Linked DNA regions of Homo sapiens: region 1 is linked to region 2. Evidence: chromatin loops called from intact Hi-C (ENCODE). Cell type or tissue: B cell. All regions are shown on one strand. Links, peaks and the distances in the headings refer to the core of each region. The heading gives the core; the rest is flanking DNA.

Region 1 (16,891 bases), core at 5,195-10,194, 54 kb before region 2:
CCTCTCATCACAGACAAGGAAGCGGAGGCAAGGGACCGGCCCAGTGAGACTGTGAAATACATTTTGTCCTGTTTCCTGGCCTACGACTCCCCCAGATCCTCGGAATTCTCCAGTGTGCTAATGAGGTGACTAAGGGCTTGGCAGCCCCTCGGGAGCTGAGGGAATAGGGCTGCTCACTGAAAAGACCCAGGCTGGACGGGAGGGGAGGGGCATGTGGCTGAAGGCTGACTTGATCACCCAGGCCAATGCAGTGAGGTCACCCAAGCCTCTGCGAGGAAGCTGAGGTAAAACCCGGAGGACTGGGATGGAAGCTTCCCCACAGATGAATGCGTGGAGGTTCCTGGAGACGTCACAGCCCGGGGAGAGCACGGAACCCTCTGTGCCCCTTCCCACATCCCTCACCCTACACATGTCTTCATCTGCCTCCTTTGTAAAATCCTTTCTAATAAGCTGGTAAACGTAAGTAACAGCTCCCCTGAGTTTTGAGAGGTGCATTAGCAAATTAAGCTCAAAGAAGGGTTCATGAGGCCGGGCACGGTGGCTCATGCCTGTAATCCCAGCACTTTGGGAAGCCGAGGCGGGTGGATCACGAGGTCAGGAGATTGAGACCATCCTGGCTAACATGGTGAAACCCCGTCTCTACTAAAAATACAAAAAATTAGCCGGGCGTGGTGGCGGGCACCTGTAGTCCCAGCTACTCCGGAGGCTGAGGCAGGAGAATGGCGTGAACCCAGGAGGCGGAGCTTGCAGTGAGCCTAGATCGCACCACTGCACTCCAGCCTGGGAAACACAACAAGACTCCGTCTCAAAAAAGAAAAAAAAAGAAGGGTTCATGAGAAGGCTGGTTTCCAGCGCGTCCAGCAGAAGCTCAGGACACAGCCTGGGGCTTGTGACTGGCATGGGCCGTGGGGTTAGGTACGTGGGGAGGAGCCCGCAGCCTGTCCTGCCCGATGCAGCCCCCAGGTAGGAGTGAACTGAACGGAGGGCCCCAGCTCCTGCCCCTGCACCGCTTTGCTCGCGTGTGCTGGAAGGGATCTGTGACTGCTCTGACAGCCTGGGAGAAACTGAGTTTGTTATTCCCACGTTCTCAGGCCCAAGACCACATCGCTGTGCAGGAAGTGGCCGAGCTGGGGGCGTGAAACCAGCTGCTGCACCCTGGGAGTAGCAGTGATCTCCCCACTCCACATTCAACCCACCAGCCAGGCCTATCCTGTCTACCTCCAAAAGCCACCCCCAGTCCAGGCCGCAGCCCCAGCCCAGACCCCCTTCTCCTGAGCCATTGCCATGAATCACCTGGGCGACGCCTGGAGTTTCCCGACAGGTCCCCTGCTTTCACTCCTGACAGCCACCAGAGAGGTCTTTAAAACACATATACTGGCCGGGCGCAGTGGCTCACGCCCATCATCCCAGCACTTTGGGAGGCCTGACAGCAGAAGCATTGCCATCCCGGACAAGCCCCTCATTCTAAAAGTTCACCTTAATAAAAGACCGCTAAATCCAAAGGGTATCAGCCTAACAGCTAAGATCAGCATGACCATAAACCACAAATAGCATCTCCAGCCAGAAACATCGCAAACTCCTCCCCAACCAGAGACATGCCAGCCCCGAGATAACCCCCCTCCGGCCGGGAAGATGTCTGCCCCAAGATAACCTCCCCTCCTCCCAGACAGATTCCAGCCCTGCCATAAACTTCTCCACACACAGAAACGTTCCAAGCTTGTGATAAGCCCCTTCACCCTAAAACCAATATATACTCTTAGTCTATAAGAGAAAGCGCTCCTGACCGCAATCGGCCAAGAGCGCCTCTCAGGTTTTAACTAAAGAAAACTTGCCTTTAACTGCCAGCTGCATTTTGTGTTTCTTTCCTCTTTCTTTAACTCTTACAAGGCCGAGGAGAGCAGATCACCTGAGGTCAGGAGTTTGAGACCAGACTGGGCAACATGGCGAAACCCCATCTCTACTAAAAATATAAAAATTAGCCAGGCGTAGTGGCGGGCGCCTGTGATCCCAGCTACTCAGGAGGCTGAGGCAGGAGAATCGCTTGAACCCAGTAGGCAGAGGTTGCAGTGAGCCGAGAGATTGTGCCACTACGCTCCAGCCTAGGCGACAGAGCAAGACTCCGTCTCACAAAAAAAAAAATAAAATAAAATAAAAATAAAAAAAGGCATAAACCTCTGACAGCAGTGCCTCCAGCCTTTGCCCTCACGGCTGACTAGGCAGCAGGCACTGCTGCTCCGGCCTCTGTGCCCCTGCAGTCCTCTCTGCTCCTGCCAGCTCAGTGAGCTGCGCCTCGTTCCGCCTTGGGGCCTCCGCACGTGCTGCCTGCACTTCTTTGGAGCACTCTTGTCCCAAATCCTGCAAAGGTGGGCAGGTGTGAGTCGCTCAGAGGTCTCTGACTGAATGTCACCTGCTGGGAGAGGCCCTCCCTGTTCCCCCGGCTAAAGCAGCGCCGCCCCTCGAGGGCCCTAATCCAGGCTCTCTCCAGTCCTCACGTCTTCCTCGCCGGCCCCTCAGCACCTGGCCTGGCACAGTAAACATGGAGACGCTGGAGGACACAGCCTCCCGAGCCCTCCTCTGTGCCCGCCGACCTGCCATGGCAGGGGGCAGGTGCCTTCGCTGTCTTCTGCTATCAGGGACAGCAGAGTCAGCTGACTGTGAAGAGCACCCCTGAAGCTTCTACTTGGCAGCCAGGACCAAGAGTCCCCACGGCCAGCGCTCAGTGGCCATCACCCGTTTACTCCGCCATCGCCCCACAGGGAGGCACACGGAGACACTGCCCCAAGTCAGTGGCACTGACAGAGTTCACGAGCTCGGGTCCCACGCCAGGCTCTGGCTCTAGACTCCAAACCAAGCGCTGCCCCGAATGTGGCTCGTGAAGCCCCTGTGAGGCCGCAGACATGCTGGCCCTTGGCGAGCGCCATGGCACACGGGGCACATCAGGACCCCATCACAGCCCCCACGGCAGGTCAGACCAGGACCAAGTCCTGAATCCATCACTACTCCCCCGGGGCACCAGAGAGGGGACCAATCCAAGCCGGGCTGGGGAGCTCCTTCCCAAGATGATCTCTTTCAGCTCAGGCTAAAAGAGAAGCTCAGGCTGAGAAGAGATCCGATTTCTCTTCTGGGCTGTTTCAGGCCCAGACAGCGAGGGAAAAACCGGGAGACGGCCGGTGCAGAACACACAGAGGTGGAGGGCTGGGCGCCGGGGAGGCTTCCTGAGACACACACAGCCTTGGCCAGAGACAGACAGTCCCAATCCGCGCTCCCAGGCTGCGCTCCTGGAACCGGTGCTGAGGCTCAGAGCAAAACCATCCGCCCACAGGATGAGCGGTCCTGGCCCAACGCTGGGGGCAGTGAAGGCGGGTCTGGGTTCCAGCACCAGCTCATCCGCTCACCATCCAGGCTTCCACTGCACATTCGGCCCCCAAAGCCTCCTGCCATGCTCACACCCGCCTCTCACCCGGCACAGCACGCGGGGCCAGATCCCTTAATTCCATCCTCACCACCCTCGGGCTCCAAGCCTCCCATGGCAGCCCCAGCCTGCACAGCAGGATCCTCTGCCTGTCACCCAGCAGCATCACAGGTCTCCACTTGGGAATCCCAGCCTCACAGAGCTAGAACATTCTACCACCTCTAAACCAGCCGCCTGGAGCCCACGGAGGGCCCCTCCCAAACATCCACATGGATGGAGCAGAGACCTCGGAAGCTCACTGGAGATGACGGCAGCTTGTATTGTTTTGTTTCCACTTCACTGTCATTGCTGATTTTTTTTTTTAAGAGACGGAGTCTCGCTCTGTTGCCCAGGCTGGAGCGCAATGGCGCGATCTCGGCTCACTGCAACCTCCACTTCACAGGCTCAAGAGATTCTCCTGCCTCAGCCTCCCGAGTAGCTGGGACTGCGGGCGTGCACCACCATGCTGGGCTAATTTTTGGATTTTTAGTAGAGAAGGGGTTTCACCATGTTGGCCAGGCTGGTCTCAAACTCCTGACCTCAAGGTGATCTGCCCGCCTTGGCCTCCCAAAGTGCTAGGATTACAGGCGGGAGCCACCGTGCCCAGCCTGTCATTGCTAATTTTTATACCATAAAATAAATTATTTTTCTAATGAACATCCCTCTAGGAAACTTGTTAGGGTAACACCCACTGTGACCCAGCAGATCCCGAAGGCTGCAGCCCTCCCTTTGGCTAAAGGCCAAATTAATTAGTACAGGGAGACCTCGGGTTTCACGGAGCAGGTGCCAGACCCCCAGGTACATTAGTAACTCCTGGGCAGTGGCATCTGGTACCCTGCGAAGTGGGGGTTACAGCAGGGACACCTCTGTCCGAGCCAGGGGACAGCCCAAGGGCACAAAATGCAACCAGATCCTTCTCACCAAGAGGAGAGTGTTTGCAAGACCCACAGACACACCCCAAGCCCTCCCGAGGGCCCCAGCGGCATCATGCAGCAGAGGGGCATGTTCTCTGGATCTGTCAGTCCCCAACACACTCCAAGTTCACCGGAGCAGAAAACCTGACGAGGCGTACGGAACAGGCCGGAACAGGAGAGACGCGGAGTCCTGGTCTTGGGGTCAACGCTGCCTCGGGTCCAGCTTCCCCCAGAAACCCCCACGCCTGCTTCCTGGCCCATAAAACCCCGGCCAACCCACCTGGCTGCCCCATTATAATAAAGAGGCCGCAAAAACTATTATTTTCAAGTTGCTTTATGATCACTTCCACGGCTCCTTAACTTCCTTTCCAGCACAAACACGAAGAGCAGCATAAACCCTAAGCTGTCTTGGAATGGAAAAAGATTTTAGAAACTTCTAGTGCAGCACCTCTATTCACAGTCAAGAGCAGAAACAAGCCCAGAGAAAAATCATTCCTGTGACCTCCCGGGGCCCAACCTGGCCAGCGCCACTCTGGATTGGGGCCTCAGCCTCCGCTCGGTGGATGCTGGCCTGGAGCCTTCCCTGGGATGAGGCCGCCCGGGGCACTGCAGGGTGCTGAGCAGTGTCCTTGCCCTCCACCCACCCCACGCCAGGAGCACTCCTAAATCCTGACCATCACAAATGTCCCCAGCTGTGGCCAGGTGTCCCTTAAGAGACAGAATTGCCCCTGGGGTGAGAACTACTTCACCAAGGGCTTTTCGCGTGGTAATTCAGTTAACCTCACCCAGCCTTGAAGCGGGACCTGCAGAGCCACCCCCACTTTGGAAATAAAGACACAGACCCAGGAGAGGTGGATCTGAGCCCAGCAGGCTACGTGCATGGGTAGCAGGTCTCCGGGTGTCCATCCTCCCTGCTGCGAATCCTCCCGCAATCCTGCCCTGATAGCTCAAGCCCTTTGAAGCCGCCTGTGGCTATAGGATGTTATTCCTGGGCGGTGCTGATCCACAAGTCTCTCTTCTGGGCTTTCCTACAGCCAAAGAAGCATTCCAACTTCCTGCCATTCTCTTCCCGGAAACACCTCCTCAGTGCCAAGCGCCTCCTAAGCCCCACCAGCCCTGCGCCTCCCCACCAGCTGCGATGCCAGAGGCGCTGCCCAGGCTGGGCCGCCAGGACCCCTTGGCCCCCAGGACCAGTCCACGGTTCAGTGCTCCCTGGCAAAGGCGAGAGACTGTGGGCGAGAGCCCACTGGGAAGATAGGCCAGGACCACCGCCAGACAGCCTAGCTCTTCTTCAGCCGCACCTGTCGCAGCGTGTCCTGCCATTGCTGGTGAATGTCAGGTGTGTCTCATCTCTCCAGCCAGACACCATCAGAGCCATAAGTCCTGCCTGGGATAGGCGGGGGCAGGATTGGGAGGGTGGGAGGAAGGAGCGTGGGCCCTGGTCCACTAAGCACCAGGACCCCATCTATAGCACCAGGCTGGCATCACGCTCAGTGCATCCGGGGCCAGGGCCCTCCCCAAATGATCAACCACGTAGGGCCAGCTCTCAGGGGAAATACACAATGAATGTCAAAGACAGCACCCAAAAAAAAAAAAAAAAGAAAAGAAAAAGCAGTGTGAAACATCTCACCAACAGTTTTGAAGATGATGATTACATGCTGAAATGATAAAACTGGGGGTATACTGGGTTCAATACAATACACTGTAATAATTAATTTCCCCCATTTCTCTTCACCTTTTAACTCAGCTACCAGAAAATTCAGACACACGGGCTTGTTCTGCATCCTCACTGGACAGCGCTGCCTTAAAACATACATCACTTTTAGGCCAGGTGCAGTGACTCACACCTGTCATCCCAGCATTTTCAGAGGCCAAGGCAGGCAGATCACGAGGTCAGGAGTTTGAGACCAGCCTGGCCAACACAGTGAAACTCTGTCTCTACTAAAAATACAAAAATTAGCTGGGTGTGGTGGCACGCGCCTGTAGTCCCAGCTACTCAGGAGGCTGAGACAGGAGAATCGCTTGAACCCGGGAGGTGGAGGTTGCAGTGAGCCGAGATCTCGCCACTGCACTCCAGCCTGGTTGACACAGTGAGACTCCGCCACAAAAAAAGAAAGAGAGAAAGAGAGAGAGAGAGAGAGAGAACATCACTTTTGGTTATACAGACAAGCCATTAAAAACATAGAAATAAAAATAATTTTAAATTTTTTTAAAAAAAGGAAATACAACATTTTACATATACATCCAGGTTTTCTTCTAGAGGCTTTTTTTTTTTTTTTTTTTGAGACGGAGTCTTGCTCTTGTCACCCAGGCTGGAGCGCAGTGGTGCGATCTTGGCTCACTGCAACCTCCGCCTCTCAGGTTCAAGAGATTCTTATACCTCAGCCTCCTGAGTAGCTGGGATTACAGGCATGTGCCACTGCGTCTGGCTTTTTTTTTTTTTGGAGACAGAATCTCACTGTGCTGCCCAGGCTGGAGTACAGTGGTGCAATCTTGGCTCACTGCAGCCTCCATCTCCCAGGTTCAAGCGATTCTCCTGCCTCAGCCTCCAAGTAGCTGGGATTACAGGCCTGCACCAACACACCAGGCTAATTTTGTGTATTTTTTAGTAGAGACGGGGTTTTGCCATGTTGGCCAGGCTGGTCTCAAACTCCTGACCTCAGGTGATCTGCCCACCTCAGCCTCCCAAAGTGCTGGGATGACAGGCATGAGCCACTGCACCTGGCTCTTCTAGAGGTTTTGTAATCGTTTTAGTAACATGTTCTCATCTCTGCTACATGTGGGGTTGGCTTCTGGCCATGGTGTGAGGCAGGGGTCCACCTTCACCACATGACACTTGGTAGTGTTTAGTTACGTGACCGCCCCCTGCCATGGGGTCTTCCCATGTTCATCAGCAGCCCCTGGGGTACTGATGGGGCACCCCAGGTAACCCACATCCTCTGTCAGGGGAGAGCAGGTGACAGTCCCCAGGCACATCACTGTCCCCACAGGGAGAGCACTGCAGAGCAGGTGGGAAGAGGTGGGGCTTGGCACTGGGCTGACTGTACAGCACCGCCGGTGCCTGGCAGTGTCACCTGCTCCCCTGGAGAACCCACCTGCACTCCCAAGGGGCCCGGCGTGGTGGGGGGGGCTCCCACTCACCCCTTTAACCTCCTGGGGGGACGTCCAGGTGGAGGCTGCTGGGCCCCAGGGGCACATTTAGAACCTGATGGCCACCTCCTAAGGCTCACAACCCTGTCAGGGCTGGGACCAGGCCCCGGACCAGGAAAGGGAAGTGACCCAGGGAGCAGCGTGCTCTCCAACCCCAGGCTGGATTCGCGGGAGCAGCTCTGGGGAAGAAAGGCCCTGGCATCTTCTCACAAGCCCCTCAGGGAGGCCGGCACAGCTAACCAGACAGCGGGGTGACACCAAAAACAGGACGAGGGGGACAGGACAGCCGTCGGGCCCTGGTGTGGTGGACTCAGGGGTCCTGCTCACCAGGGGTGACCTTACAGGACACAGCAAAGGGCAAGTCAGAGCTGTGGTCAGCTGGGGCCACGCTGCCCCATGGAGCGGAGACACAGGGGCCCTGTGGCTGCACAGAGAGGTCCCTGCCAGGGCCCCACTGGCTGAGGCACGCCAGCTCAGGCTGAGAGAAGAGGCCCGTGGCGCGGACTCGCCACTAATGACCTGGAGCCTAGACCCTGTGGCCTCACAGGGTACCTCTGCACCCCTGCAGGCCCGCCGGGCCACTGCACCTCAAAGCCTAGCCGCAGCCCAGCATCCGCCAAGCTGACCCCGCCCACCCCAGCCCCACAAATGGTTTCTATGCTGTGTCTGCCCCGGGGCCATCTCGGCCTGTATTCTGCATGGTGCAGCACAGGAATCCCTGAGCTCTGCCACAGACTGGGGAGAGGATGGGGCTGAAAAAATGAGAACAACTTAAATGCCCACTGAGATGAATGGAAAACAAAACAGGACACCCCCCGCACAGGGGAATAGGATGCAGCCAGGTAAAGAGACAAAGTGGGCCGGGCGCGGTGGCTCACGCCTGTCATCCCAGCACTTTGGGAGGCCGAGGCAGGCAGATGACTTGAGGCCAGGAGTTCGAGACCAGCCTGGCCATGTAACATGGTGAAACCCCATCTCTACTAAAAATACAAAAATTAGCCGGGTGTGGTGGCAGGTGCCTGTAATCCCAGCTACTCAGGAGGCTGAGGCAGGAGAATCACTTGAACCCAGGAGGCGGAGGTTGAGGTGAGCTGAGATCATGCCACTGCACTCCAGCCTGGGTGGCAGAGTAAGACTCCATCTCAAAAAAAAAAAAAAAAAAAAGAAAGAAAAGGGACAAGGCTCTGACACATGCCATGCGTGGATACACCTTGAGAATATCACGCCCACTGAGAGAAGCCAGACACAACAGGCCACACAGTGTGTGACTCCATCTCTATGAAATGTTCAGGACAGGCCAATCCAGAGACAGGAAAGAGATGTGTGGGTACCAGCAGATGGGGGAGGGGATGGATAGTGACCACTGGTGGAGGCAGAGTGCCTTTGTGTAATAATAGAAAGGTTCTAACATTTGATAGTGGTGACGGTTGCACAACTGTGTCAATGTACTAAAAACCACTAAATTGTATCTTTTTTTTTTTGAGAAAAGGTCTTGCTCTGTCACCCAGGCTGGAGTGCAGTGGCATGATCTCAGCTCACTGCAGCCTCCGCCTCCTGGGTTCAAGCGATTCTCATGCCCCAGCCTCCCAAGTAGCTGGGACTACAGGCGTGCACCACTATGCCTGGCTAATTCTTTTGTATTGTTAGTAGAGATGGGGTTTCACCATTTTGCCCAGGCTGGTCTCAAACTCCTGACCTCAAGTGATCTGCCCACCTCAGCCTCCCAAAGTGCTAGGATTGCAGGCATGAGCCGCTGTGCCCAGCCTGAATTGTATACTTTAAGAAGATGAATTTCATAGTATGTGAATGATAGCTCCATAAAAATATATATTTTTTAAAATGGCAGGATCATTTCTAAGGGAGGCTGTCCTAGAAAATTCAGAACCTGGCCAGCACACTGACGCCAATAGTTGGGCAACTGTGAGGTGGCCCTCCCTGGTGACAGGAATGGCTTCTAGACTTGCCAACTAGACTCTGAGCTCCTCGAGGACGGGGCTGCCTGCTGCCTCATGTCCCCATGATCACACTGGTTCGGGTAACACCTCCAGAGACACCCCAGAGCCTGGGTGCCCAGCTGCCTCCAGCATGCCAGGTGGGCTTCACCCTGACCCCATCCCCTCTCAGATCTCCCAGGCCACACCCCCAAGTTCCTCTCGCTACTTCCTCTGCTCTCAAGCTCACAGTCATCTGTGACAGTTCCCACAATGGACAAGGCTCTGCGCAAACAGCAGTTCCTATGGGAAGCCTCCCGGCGCACTGCACTGCCCTGTGCTTCCCTGGGCTTGGTTTTTTGGGGTTTTTTTGAGACATGGTCTTGCTCTGTTGCCCAGGCTGGAGTGCAGTGGTGTAATCATGGCTCACTGTAGGCTCAAACTCCTGGGCTCAAGCAATCCTCCCGCCTCAGCCTCCCGAGTAGCTGGGACTACAGACATAGCCACCACATCTGGCAAATTTTTTCTAGTTTTTGTAGAGATGGGGTCTTGCCATGTTGCCCTTGCTGGTCTTGAACTCCTGGCCTCCACCGATCCTCCCACCTCAGCCTCCCACAGTGCTGGGTTACAGCCATCCGGCCTCCAGGCTTGGTTTCTACCCCTCTTGGCAGTTATTCTCCATCTCCTTCCACCAAGAGGCCCTGCGGGCAGGAGACACTGGTCATCTGGCCACCCTGCGCCCCTGACCAGGCACGCATGAACTTGACAACTCTCACGCGGAGCTGGACAATGCAAACCCACTCAGAGGGACCCAGGGTGTGGCTACAGTGACAGCCATGCTGCCCGAGCTCCCAGTGACCACGCACCAGCCTGGGCCTGACCACACCCGCTCGCTGCAGCCCATCCCTCCTCCCGCGCCCCTGAGCCAGCGACAGGCACAGAATTGCACAGGAGCTGTTTTGATGAACGGCAGCTGCCCTTCAGGCTCTAGCTGAGAAGCAGGCTCTGCTCTGCCTTTGGGGTACGCAGGACACCCGTGGCTAGAGGGGCCAAAAAAATTCTGTGGCTTCCACCAATTCCAGCCCAGACAGACAGTAACATGAGATGCCTTATGTTCTTTTTTTTTTTTTTTTTTTTTTTTTTTTTTTGAGACAGAGTCTCACTCCATTGTGCAGGCTGGAGTGCAGTGGCGTGATCTCAGCTCACTGCAACCTCCACCTCCCAGGTTCAAGCGATTCTCCTCCCTCAGCCTCCCGAGTAGCTGGGATTACAGGCACGTGCCACCGCGCCCGGCTAAGTTTTGCATTTTTAGTAGAGATGGGGTTTCACCACGTTGGCCAGGCTGGTCTTGAACTCCTGACCCCAGGTGATCCACCCTCCTCAGCCTCCCAAAGTGCTGGGATGACAGGCGTGAGCCACTGTGCCTGGCCAAGATGCCTTATGTTCTAGGGGTGTCAAGAGAACGACTTCCTCCGCCTCGTCCCCCCTTCCTGGGGGAAGCAGTTGGAATAGAGCAGGGAGCAGGAGTTGAAATTCCAGAGGCTTGACTCAAGTGCATGCTAGGGACGGCAATCTTCTCTCTCTCCTGAGCAAGACAATCAGATCCACGCGGCCCGACTGCAAGACAGGAGGCCCGCTCTGCCTACAGCCAACACTGTCTGACAGATGGGATTTTAGGAGAGTATGGAGATGCTGCAGGAAGGGGACAACAGCAACATGACGCGACTGTCCCGGTCCAGCAGCCTGGCTTGGGTCCTGCTCGCATCCCAGGGAGCCCAGGGTGGCGCCCCCTCACTCAGGGCACCGAGCCAGAGTGTCAAGGGCTGTCCCCAAGGGCGCCGAGGCTGGCCAGCTTCCAGGCTGCTGCCCAGACATGCTGCAGTCCTGAGTCCCGGCTGAGGGCACAGCCCATTTCCATCCCGCCATGATCAAGGGGTCCACAGCACCCGTGGGTAGTTTCAGGCTGGCTCTGTGGTCAAAAGGAACCCCTGGGACCCATCACACAAAGAGCGATTCTGAATCCACGGCCGGCTAATCTCATACAAATCGTCTGTCTCCACGCTCTCTCCCTGGAGACTAGGGCAGCCGCAAAAACGCAAACAGGCCCACCGCCACTGCCGGCGGCTCGGAAGGTGCCAGCACTTGGGTCCAGCTATGAATGCTGACGGGAGGTCTATGCAGGGGGAAATCCTGCCACCGTGCCCTCAGCTGACGTTTTCACAGCAAGTCACCCAGGCTTGTCTGAAAAACACAACGGTGGTCGCGCCTACCAGCAAACGGGGCCAGGTCTGCGTGAGTGACTGTCACTGTGCACCTGAGAGCCCTCGGGGTCTTGAGGTGCAGCAGCCACTGGGCAGTCGGCCTCGGGATTCTCAGCCTTTGTCCATTGAACAAACACGATCCCAGTCCAGAGCCACAGAGCAACTTCGCGCTCGGCCACCGCCAAAGAGGCACAGCCTGCCAGCAGGGCGGAGATGGCTGGACGCAAACTTGTCATCCATCCCCTCGTGTTTGCTGAGATCACTGAGGTGGATAAAGAAAGAAAAGAAAGAGGGAAGGGAGGAAGAGCCAGAGAAGCAGGGAGAGAGAGGGGGCAAGCAAAAATAAAAAAAAAACAGAAAAGAAAAAGAAAAAGAAAAAAAGACAGGCAACTTTTGAAAGCCAAGAAATTCTGAGCAAGCCTCTCCAGATTGTTTATTTCAATCAAGGAAAGAAAGCATGACCGTAAATTAACGGTACGATTTCTTGACAAGTCAGAACGTTCCTGGGACAGGCCCAAATCTAAGATGCCAAAGACCTACTTGGCTCAGAAAATGCCTGTCAGCCAGGAGAAGAGTGAGACAAAGGAAGTGTGGCCGGGCACAGTCCCCCACTCGGCTACTGACCGCACGATGGCCACCGACGGGCACTTGTCCACTCACTCTACAAAGCTGAGCTCTGCACTGGATAAGCCACCTCCCTCATGAGGCTTTCTGTGCTCAGGGACAGCAGAAACCACCATCTGCGACTCCCCTGCCCCTCCCATCGGGGGCGCTAGCACTGGTAACGAGGAGAGTTCCGATGCTTACAAAACAAAAGCCTTGTGAAATTGTGCAATGCTGTCTTCCTTTTAAACAAACCCTCAGTTCCTGCCAGGTCACACTGAACTCCTTGGGCCGAGTACACGGCTCGACGTGCTTCTGACGCTTGGTGAGCTGTAACAGAAAGGCAGCCGCGTGAATCCCAGAGCAAGAGAGTCTGGCGTCTCAAACAGCGAAGCGTTCCCCCCACCTACACTGTTTGTAGCTGTTTTTTCCCTCCTTTATGGTGAGGCTGTCTGGGTGGATGTCAGCATCGCATTTTCTCACATTCCTGCAGTTTTAAGGATCCTTGAAATGACCCATGACCTTTTTTTTTTTTTTTTTTGAGACTGAGTTTCCCTCTTGTCGCCCAGGCTGGAGTGCAGTGACGTGATCTCAGCTCACTGCAACCCCTGCCTCCAGGGTTCAAGCGATTCTCCTGCCTCAGCCTCCCAACAAGCTGGGATTACAGGCATACACCACCACGCCCAACTAATTTTGTATTTTTAGTAGAGACAGGATTTCTCCATATTGGTCAGGATGGTCTCGAACTCCTGACCTCAGGTGATCCACCCGCCTCGGCCTCTCAAAGTGCTGGGATTACAGGCGTGAGCCACCGCACCCGGCCATGCCCCATTTTTTTTTTAAGGCTAGAATATGACTCTAAATGCTTTGAAGTTAGGAAGATACAAATTCACACTCAGGCTGGGCACGGTGGGTCACGCCTGTAATCCCAGCACTTTGGGAGGCCAAGACAGGCGGATGCCCTGAGGTCAGGAGTTGGAGACCAGCCTGGCCAACATGGCGCAATCCCATCTCTACTAAAAATACAAAAATTAGTCGAGCGTGGTGGCATGCACCTGTAATCCCAGCTACTCAAGAGGCTGAAGTAGGAGAATCGCTTGAATCCGGGAGGTGGAGGTTGCAGTGAGCCGAGATCAGCCCACTGCGCCCCAGCCTGGGCCACAGAGCAAAACTCTGTCTCAAAAAAAAAAAAAAAAATTCATTCACTCAACAAGGAATGTCCACTCAACACCCACCACGTCTAAGGAGCTGCCGTACATTCTAGGGGTCGTGAGGCTGACATGGTTTCCATAGCTTTCCGTAGTGTGGCCCTCACACCCTAGCCAGGTATTTGCAAACTACAACCCACAGGTTCAATCCTGCCCGCCACCTGTTTTTGTACAGCCTGCAGTCTAAGAATGGTTTTGACATTTTTTAGTCGTTGGAGGAAAAAAAAAGCAAAAGAAGAAAAATGTCTTATAATGTAAAAATTGCACGGAATTCACGTTTGTGTCCATAAATAAAGTTTTACTGAAACACAGGCACACTCGCCCACGGGAGCTTTCTTGCTACAACGGCAAAGCAGAGTGGTCTGGACAGAGATGACCTCTGGCTTACAAAGCCAAAAATATTTATTCTCCGGCCCTTCCAGAAAAAGCCCCTGCCCTAGTAGATGAGACAAACAGATACACAAACAGACTAATACCCAGCTCTGATCGTGTGACATGCAAAGGAGGAGAAGTAGGGAAGGGAAGTGACTAGAGTGATAAGGAGCCGGCTGGGTGGAAAGAGAACCAGGCAGCGGGCACAGCAAGTGCACAGGTCCTGCGGCAGGGAAGGGCGGGCAGGGAAGGCGGCTGTGCCAGGAAAGGAGCAGGTGCAGGAGGAAGAAAGGGAGGAAAGGAAGGAAGGACAAGGCCACAGATGACAGAGCGAAGGGGCCACGCGAAAGGGCCCAGAATTTTTCCCAAGGGCAACAGGAAGTCACCGGAAGGTTCTGAGCAGGGGAAAATCTTTTGTTTGTTTGTTTGTTTTGGTTTTTACTCCTTTGACTACCTTCTTTTTTTTTTTTTTGGAGACAGAGTCTCGCTCTGTCTCCCAGACTGGAGTGCAGTGGTGTGATCTTGGCTCACTGCAGCCTCTGCCTCCCAGGTTCCAGAGATTCTCGTGCCCCCACATCCCGAGTAGCTGGGACTACAGGCGCCCACCACCATGCCCGGCTGATTTTTGTATTTTTGTAGAGATGGGATTTCACTATGTTGGCCAGGCTGGTCTCAAACTCCTGACCTCAGGTGATCCTCCCGCCTCGGCCTCTCAAAGTGCTGGGATTACAGGCGTGAGCCACCACACCTGGCCAGTTTTTTATTTTATGTATTTATTTACTTACTTACTTACTTATTTATTTATTTTTGAGATGGAGTCTCGCTCTGTCGCCCAGGCTGGAGTACAGTGGCGCGATCTCAACTCACTGCAAGCTCCGCCTCTCGGGTTCACACCATTCTCCTGCCTCAGCCTCCCGAGTAGCTGGGACTACAGGCACCGGCCACCACCATGCCCGGGTAATTTTTTTTGCATTTTTAGTAGAGACGGGGTTTCACGGTGTTAGCCAGGATGGTCTCGATCTCCTGACCTTGTGATCTGCCCGCCTTGGCTCCCAAAGTGCTGGCTTTACAGGCGTGAGCCACTGCGCCCGGCCACTTATTTATTTTTTTGAGACGGAGTCTTGCCCTGTCACCCAGGCTGGAGTGCAGTGGCAGGATCTCGGTGCAATTCTCCTGTCTCAGTCTCCCAAGTAGCTGGGACTACAGGTGTGCACCGCCACGCCCAGTTAATTTTTTTATTTTTAGAAGAGACGAGGTTTCACCATGTTGGCCAGGCTGTTCTCGAACTCCTGACCTCAGGTGATCCGCCCGCCTCAGCCTCCCAAAGTGCTGGGATTACAGGCATGAGCCACCGCACCCAGCCAGTTTTTTTTTTTTTTTTTTTTTAATATGCTTTGTTTCAGAGAGCAGTTTTAGGTTCACAGCAAAACTAAGCAGGAGGTAGAGACTTCCCATGTTCCCCGCCCCAACAGGGAAGGCCATTTTCCGAGCTCCTCAAGGGAGCAGGAGGGAATAGACGGACCCAGATCTAACCAAGTCCAGCATCCTAGAACAGGCCAGTCACGCAGGGAGTGAGCTTGAAAATTAATTTGTCCAAAAACCAAGAAACATCAATTCGTCAATCCACTCCCCCCTCAGTATTTGGGAAGATACAAATTTTCTTTTTTTTAATATAGTGGTTAAGCTCATTTGAACGCGAATTAGTAAAAGTATGTGCAACTTGGCCGAGCATAGTGGCTCATGCCTGTAATCCCAGCACTTTGGGAGGCCGAGGCAGGCGGATCACTTGAGGTCAGGAGTTTGAGACCAGCCTGGTCAACATGGTGAAACCCCGTGTCTACTAAAAATACAAAAGTTAGCAGGGTGTGGTGGCGGGCACCTGTAATCCCAGCTACTCGGGAGGCTGAGGCCAGAGAATCACTTGAACCCGGGAGGCGGAGGTTGCAGTGAGCTGAGATCTAGCCACTGTACTCCAGCCTGGGTGACAGAGTGAGATTCTGTCTCAAAATAAATAAATAAAAGTATGTGCAACTAGCACATTAACGTTCCACAACTCTGGGGACATTACTGTTCAGGAAGAGGCCAAGATCAAAGAGGTGAGTCATTTTTAAATGGACTTAAAGAAAACTGTCTGGCAAATCGACAGGTCAGGGCTATGGTGACTGGGAGGGTGTGGAAGTGCCACCCCTGGGGGCAGCCAAGCAAGCCTGGGCAAGGACCTGCCAAAGCTCAGAGGCCAAAGAGCAGCCCAGGAAGACCCGGAGCTCAGAGGCCAGAGAGCAGCCCAGAAGACCCCACAGATGCCGGGCTGCCCCTCATTGCAGGGCGTGCAGGGGACCCCGTGGGGGCTCCTGTCCTCTCAGGTGGAAGCTGCCACCCTGGAAGGGCAGAAGGACAGTCACGGAGAACCTGAACAACCAGGTGAGGAGTGTGTCCGGGACACAGTTTGCAAATAGGAGTCACTCACTGCTAAAGGGTGAGTGGGGAGGAAAGAAAGGGAGCTGAGGCCCATCACGGTCACAGCACACCATGAGCTACTGCAGGGCTGAAGGCCAAGTCCAAGGTTCTCACTGCGGGGTTGACAGTGCTTCCCAGGGGACATTTTTGGTTGCTACCGCTTAGGGGACAGGGTGCTACTAGCATCTGGTGGGTGGTGGTCAGGGATATTGTTCACACTCACCCTACGGTGCCCAGGACAGCCCCGCCACAGAATGTCCCAGCCCAGAACGTGGATAGGGCAGAGGTGGGGAGACCCTGACAGGGCAGAGGGCCTTGCTGTGTAATAAACCGGCTCCGAACTCAGAGCTCCTGGCACCCTGCAAGCTTCAGCGCCTTTTACCCGCTTTGATCCTCACAACCACCTGGGAGGGAGGTGTTCCCATTACACCCATTTTACAGAGAAGAAAGCAAGGCCCAGAGAGGGGAAGTGACTGCCTCAGAGGAGGGATCTGAATCCAGGTCTCTCCAACTCTGAAGCCTGTGTGGGGCATGGGACAGAGGG
Region 2 (5,000 bases), core at 1-5,000:
TTACATGGTAGCAGCAAGTTCAGAAACGTCACAGCCACTGCAAGCTTCACGGAGAAGACACCTGCAGGCCCCGAACAGGACTCTGCTCTAGAGGTCCACAAAGGAATCCCAGGGTACCATGTTCCCCTCAAGGAACGTGCAGGAAACCACCCCTTGGCCATTTCTGCCCAGCCAGAGCTAGAGAGGCGCGTGGGAAGCCCCTCCTGTGAGCCCTGGGTATGCAAAGACCAGAATGGCAGGGAGAACGTCCAACCCCAGAGCAGCTGCGGAGGGGAGGCTCACCTTGTACAGCCCCAATTCCGTCTCATCCCACATGTCCTCATCGGCTGGCCTGCTGTCAGTCTCGGCGGCCGCCTCACCGTGGGTGGAGGACTTGTCTGACTCACTCTGGCCCAGGCAGCAGCCGGAGTCGGTGTCGGAGAGCTCGGAGTCCCGCTCCTTGGTGCTGTGGGGGAGCACGAGGCTCTGGCGGACCAGGAGCTGGATGGTGTCATTCAGGCGGACCTCGTAGTCGAAGAGGGTATGGCCGTCCTCCATCTGCAGGGACACCAGAGGCAGACGCTGTTTAGCCACCAAATGCCAAGTGGGCATCTGTGGGCACCAGTGATGAACCAAACACTGTGTCCCAGCCCTTGTGGGGGGGGGGCAATCTGCATCAGAGTAAAGAGCCATGATACCTGGGCCATGCCAGGGGGCTGTCCCGCTCACAAGCGGCACCCCAGTCCCTTCCCTCAGGGTCTCAGGCCCCTCTAGCGAGGGCTTTTGGCACTGCATGCAGGAAGCACCCAGAAGCACAAAACATCATCACGGGGCACCACGCACACATGGGGGTCTTGGGAGTTTTTCCTAATACTTCGTGCTTACGGCAGCTTTTGTGACAGTGAACATGTGTCACCTCTGTCACTGCTTCTCAACCAAACATGATTCAGACCCCGGGGGACGCTGGGCCACGTCTGGGACATTTGTGGTTGTCGCCACTGGGAGAAGCTCCTAGCATGGAGTGGGTGGAGGCCAGGAACGCTGCTCGGCACCCTGCAGTGCCCAGGACGGTCCCACTGTCCAGTGTCGAGACAGAGAGACCCTGTCCCACCTGAACAGCAAGAGGCACATGCCAGCATCCATGAGCTTCCTATGAGCTTCCTGGGTAAGGCTCCAGCGCCAATCTCGCCTGCCAGGGCACCTCCTCTGACCCTCAGCTCCACCCGCCCTTTGTGCGCTTTTATCCTGATGCGCTCAACCCCTGGGGCCTGGCTCCACAGCCTGCCCCTCGGGTCACCTGACTCAGCAGGTATGCAAGGAGGAGCTCATCACCTGAGCTGTATCTGGGGGCTGGAGAAGCCGAGGCATTTTGTCAGAAGCTGCCCCTTCACACTCCACCAACACCCAACAAGGACCCTCTCCCGGTGGTTTGCCATCTAGGACCCCCCCCTCCTGATGATTTGCCATCTAGATGCCCCCAAGGCAACAAGTTCCTCTCCCCCGGCACTGCAGACATTGGGGCCAGGTCCTGGACCATTCTCTGGGGCGGAGCCATCCTGGGCACTGCAGGGTGCTGAGCAGCGTCCCTGGCCTCCACCTACTCCATGCCAGGAGCACCCCGTAGTTGTGACGACCACAAATGTCCCCAGACATCATACGGTATGGGGTGGGGGGGTGTGAAGTCACCCTGGGTGAGACCCCCTGGTGAAGGATTCCACAGGCCCCCAAGAAACTCCTTATCCCATGATGCTGTGCCCTACTGAGGTCCCAGGAGGCTGCACGCATTAAAATCCACACACTGAGTGGGAAGGGAGAGAGGAGGTGAATCCCAGGAGCTGGGGGTCCCCCTGGTTTCCACGTCTGCCCCGTCAGGAGTTTATCCCGTGCCTGGTGCGAGCAGGATTGGACTCGGTTGGTTTCCATGTAATTAATACAGGTTTCTCGACCTAAGCATGGCTGACATTAGGGCTGACCACTCTGGGATGGGCTGGGTCTCCCCCTCTGGGCACTGGACCGTGGGGCCGTGCTGGGCACTGCAGAGGCACTGCAGCGGCCCTGGCCTCCACCAGTCATGACAACAACCGATGTCCCCCAGACATCACCATGTGTCCCCTAGAGGCAGAAATGCCCTGGTTCAGGAGCATCCTTAGGAAAAGGGAGGAGAGAGACCTTAGGAAAAGGGAGGAGAGAGACATACATAGAATGTCAGCTCTTCCTCCTTTCGCCCCTTGGGGATCCAAGGCCTGACGGCTGTTCAAATGCAAACAGCATGGGGGTCACAGTGAAGGCCAAGGCCCTTCTCTGCAGGCTTTCTTTCTTTGTTCACCATAAACCTAAGAACCTGATAAAGGCTGACTCATCTTTTCCAGAAAAAAATTTTTTTTTTTTTTTTTTTTTTTGAGATGGAGTCTCACTCTGTCGCCCAGGGTGGAGTGTAGGGGTGTGATCTCAGCTCACTGCAATCTCCACCTCCCAGGTTCAAGCGATTCTTGTGCCTCAGCCTCCTGAGTAGCTTGGGACTATAGGCATGAGCCATCACACCCAGCTAATTTTTGTATTTTTAGTAGAGACAGGGTCTCGCCATGTTGGCCAGGCTGGTTTTGAACTCCTACGCTGAAGGGATCCACCCACCTCGGCCTCCCAAAGAGCTGGGATTACAGCATGAACCACAGTACCCGGCCTGTTTTTTTTTGTTTTGTTTTGTTTTGTTTTTTGTTTTGAGGCGGAATCTTGCTCTGTCGCCCAGGCTGGAGTGCAGTGGCACGATCTTGGCTCACTGCAAGCTCCGCCTCCCAGGTTCGCCATTCTCCTGCCTCAGCCTCCCAAGTAGCGGGGATTACAGGCACCCGCCACCAAGCCCGGCTAATTTTTGTATTTTTAGTAGAGGTGGGGTTTCACCATGTTAGCCAGAATGGTCTCGATCTCCTGACCTCGTGATCCGCCCACCTCAACCTTCCAAAGTGCCGGGATTACAGGCGTGAGCCACTGCACCCGGACTTTTTTTTTTTTTTCCTTTAGAAAGGATCTCACTCTGTTGCCAAGGATGGAGGGCAGTGGTGCAATCGTAGCTCACTGCAGCATCGAACCTTGGGCTCAAGTAATCCTCCTGCCTCAGGCTCCTGAGTGGCTGGGACCACAGGCACACATCACCCATGCCCAGCTAATTTTTTTTAGAGATGAGGTCTTGCTGCTTTGCCCAAGCTGGTTTTGAACTCCGGGGCTCAAGCAAGCGATCCACCAGCATCAGAAAAACCCGTTTGAATATGTACACACCCACCTACAGCTACAAGGGTTTCAAGGGCTGCTCTGAAACCCACCGTGGACATCGAGGGCCCACCAATATCCGCTTCAGCCCCTCTGTTCTCCCAGCTAGAAGTGAGTGCCTCTGACATGCTAGGCGCTGCCTGGGAGCCAGGAGGAGGCTCAGGGCCAGCTCTCCAGCACAGAGCAGCTGGCTTTGGGGAGAGGTGGCACGGATGGAGAGGAAGAGGCACGTCAACCTGTACACGCAGGTTCACACGGCATCACTCGCAACAGCCTGAGAGTGGAAGCAACCCAGGTGTCCATCAACAGGTGAGGGGATTGAGGCTGGGTGCGGTGGCTCACGCCTGTAATCCCAGCACTTTGGGAGGCCGAGGCAGGCAGATCACGAGGTCAGGAGTTCAAGACCAGCCTGGCCAACATGGTGAAACCTGTCTCTACTAAAAATACAAAATTAGCCGGGCATAGTGGCAGGTGCCTGTAATCCCAGCTACTCGGGAGGCTGAGGAAGGACAATTGCTTGAACCTGGGAGGTAGAAGTTGCAGTGAGCCGAGATTGCACCACTGCACTCCAGCCTGGGCAAAAAGAGCAAAACTCCGTCTCAAAAAGAAAGAAAAAAAGAAAGAAAGAAAAGAAAAAACAGGTGAGAGGATCAACACAATGTGGCCATCCATCCATGTGTCAAAATATGACTCAGGCCGCGTGCGGTGGCTCACGCCTGTCATCCCAGCACTTTGGGAGGCCAACGAGGGCAGATCACCTGAAGTCAGGAGTTTGAGACCACCCTGGTCAACATGGTGAAACCCCGTCTCTACTAAAGATACAAAACTTAACTGGGCGTGGTGGCGGGTGCCTGTAATCCTAGCTACTCCAGAGGCTGAGGCAGGAGAATTGCTTGAACCTGGGAGACGGAGGTTGCAGTAAGCAGAGATTGTGCCATTGCACTCCAGCCTGGGCAACAGAGCAAGACTGTCTTAAGAAATAAAATAAAATAAATAAAATATAAGGCAAAATAAAATACGACTCAGCCATGAAAAGGAGCAAGGCTGTGACCCAGGCCACAGTGTGGATGCACCTTGAGGACATCACACTCAGTGAGAAACACCAGACACAAAAGGCCACGCAGTGCATGATCCCATTTCTATGAAATTTCCAGGACAGGCCAAGCCACAGAGGCAGGAAGGGGATTTGAGGGTGCCAGGGGCTGCGGGAGGAGATGCAGAAAAAGGAAGCAGTAGCTGGGACAGGGTTCAGGGTTTCCTTTCAAGGTGACAAAATGTTCTAAAATAGACTGCAGTGATGATTACACAACTATGAATATACCTCAACTGTGTACTTTAACTGGGTGAACTGCAGGGATATAATAAAGCCGTTATTTAAAACATGAAGCAGGCCAGGCACAGTGGCTCACGCCCGTCATCTCAACACTCTGGGAGGCCAAGGCAGGTGGATCACTTGAAGTCAGGAGTTCGAGACCAGCCTGGCCAACATGGTGAAACCTCGTCTCTACTAAAAATACAAAAATTAGCCAGGCGTGGTGGCACGCGCCTGTAGTCCCAGCTACTCAGGAGGCTGAAGCAGGAGAATCGCTTGAACCTGGGAGGCAGAGGTTACAGTGAGCCGAGATCACGCCACTACATTCCAGCCTGGGCGACAAGTGAGACACTGTCTCAAAAAAAAAAAAAAAAAAACTTAACACCAAGGGCAAGCCTTGGTGTATGTAGACTGTGGACTCAGAGATGAAGATGACTCCACAGAG

The links. Hi-C counts contacts between places; a loop is a spot of excess contacts. Peaks named below come from ENCODE experiments on the same cell type or tissue, not always from the same donor. Only the 100,000 strongest peaks of a DNase experiment are listed, where the experiment ranks them.
Region 1: a loop joins it to region 2, with 5 times the contacts of the local background. A loop is called at or near these places in 8 of 110 quality-filtered maps.

Annotation. Positions count from the first base shown.
Region 1 is chr19:4,972,210-4,989,100 of GRCh38, reverse strand. The region is part of intron 1 of KDM4B (lysine demethylase 4B); the gene reads right to left. Among named protein-coding and RNA genes, the nearest start is that of KDM4B, 12 kb to the right of the region's middle. RefSeq lists enhancers at 1-54, 55-560, 4,241-5,167. In B cell, for the core only: no CTCF peak of the experiment used is centred there; a DNase peak (open chromatin) is centred at 7,370; H3K27ac peaks cover 536 bases.
Region 2 is chr19:4,924,759-4,929,758 of GRCh38, reverse strand. UHRF1 (ubiquitin like with PHD and ring finger domains 1) reads right to left here. Exons shown (of 17, transcript NM_001048201.3): 3 at 283-537. Among named protein-coding and RNA genes, the nearest start is that of MIR4747, 5.4 kb to the left of the region's middle. In B cell, for the core only: no CTCF peak of the experiment used is centred there; no DNase peak of the experiment used is centred there.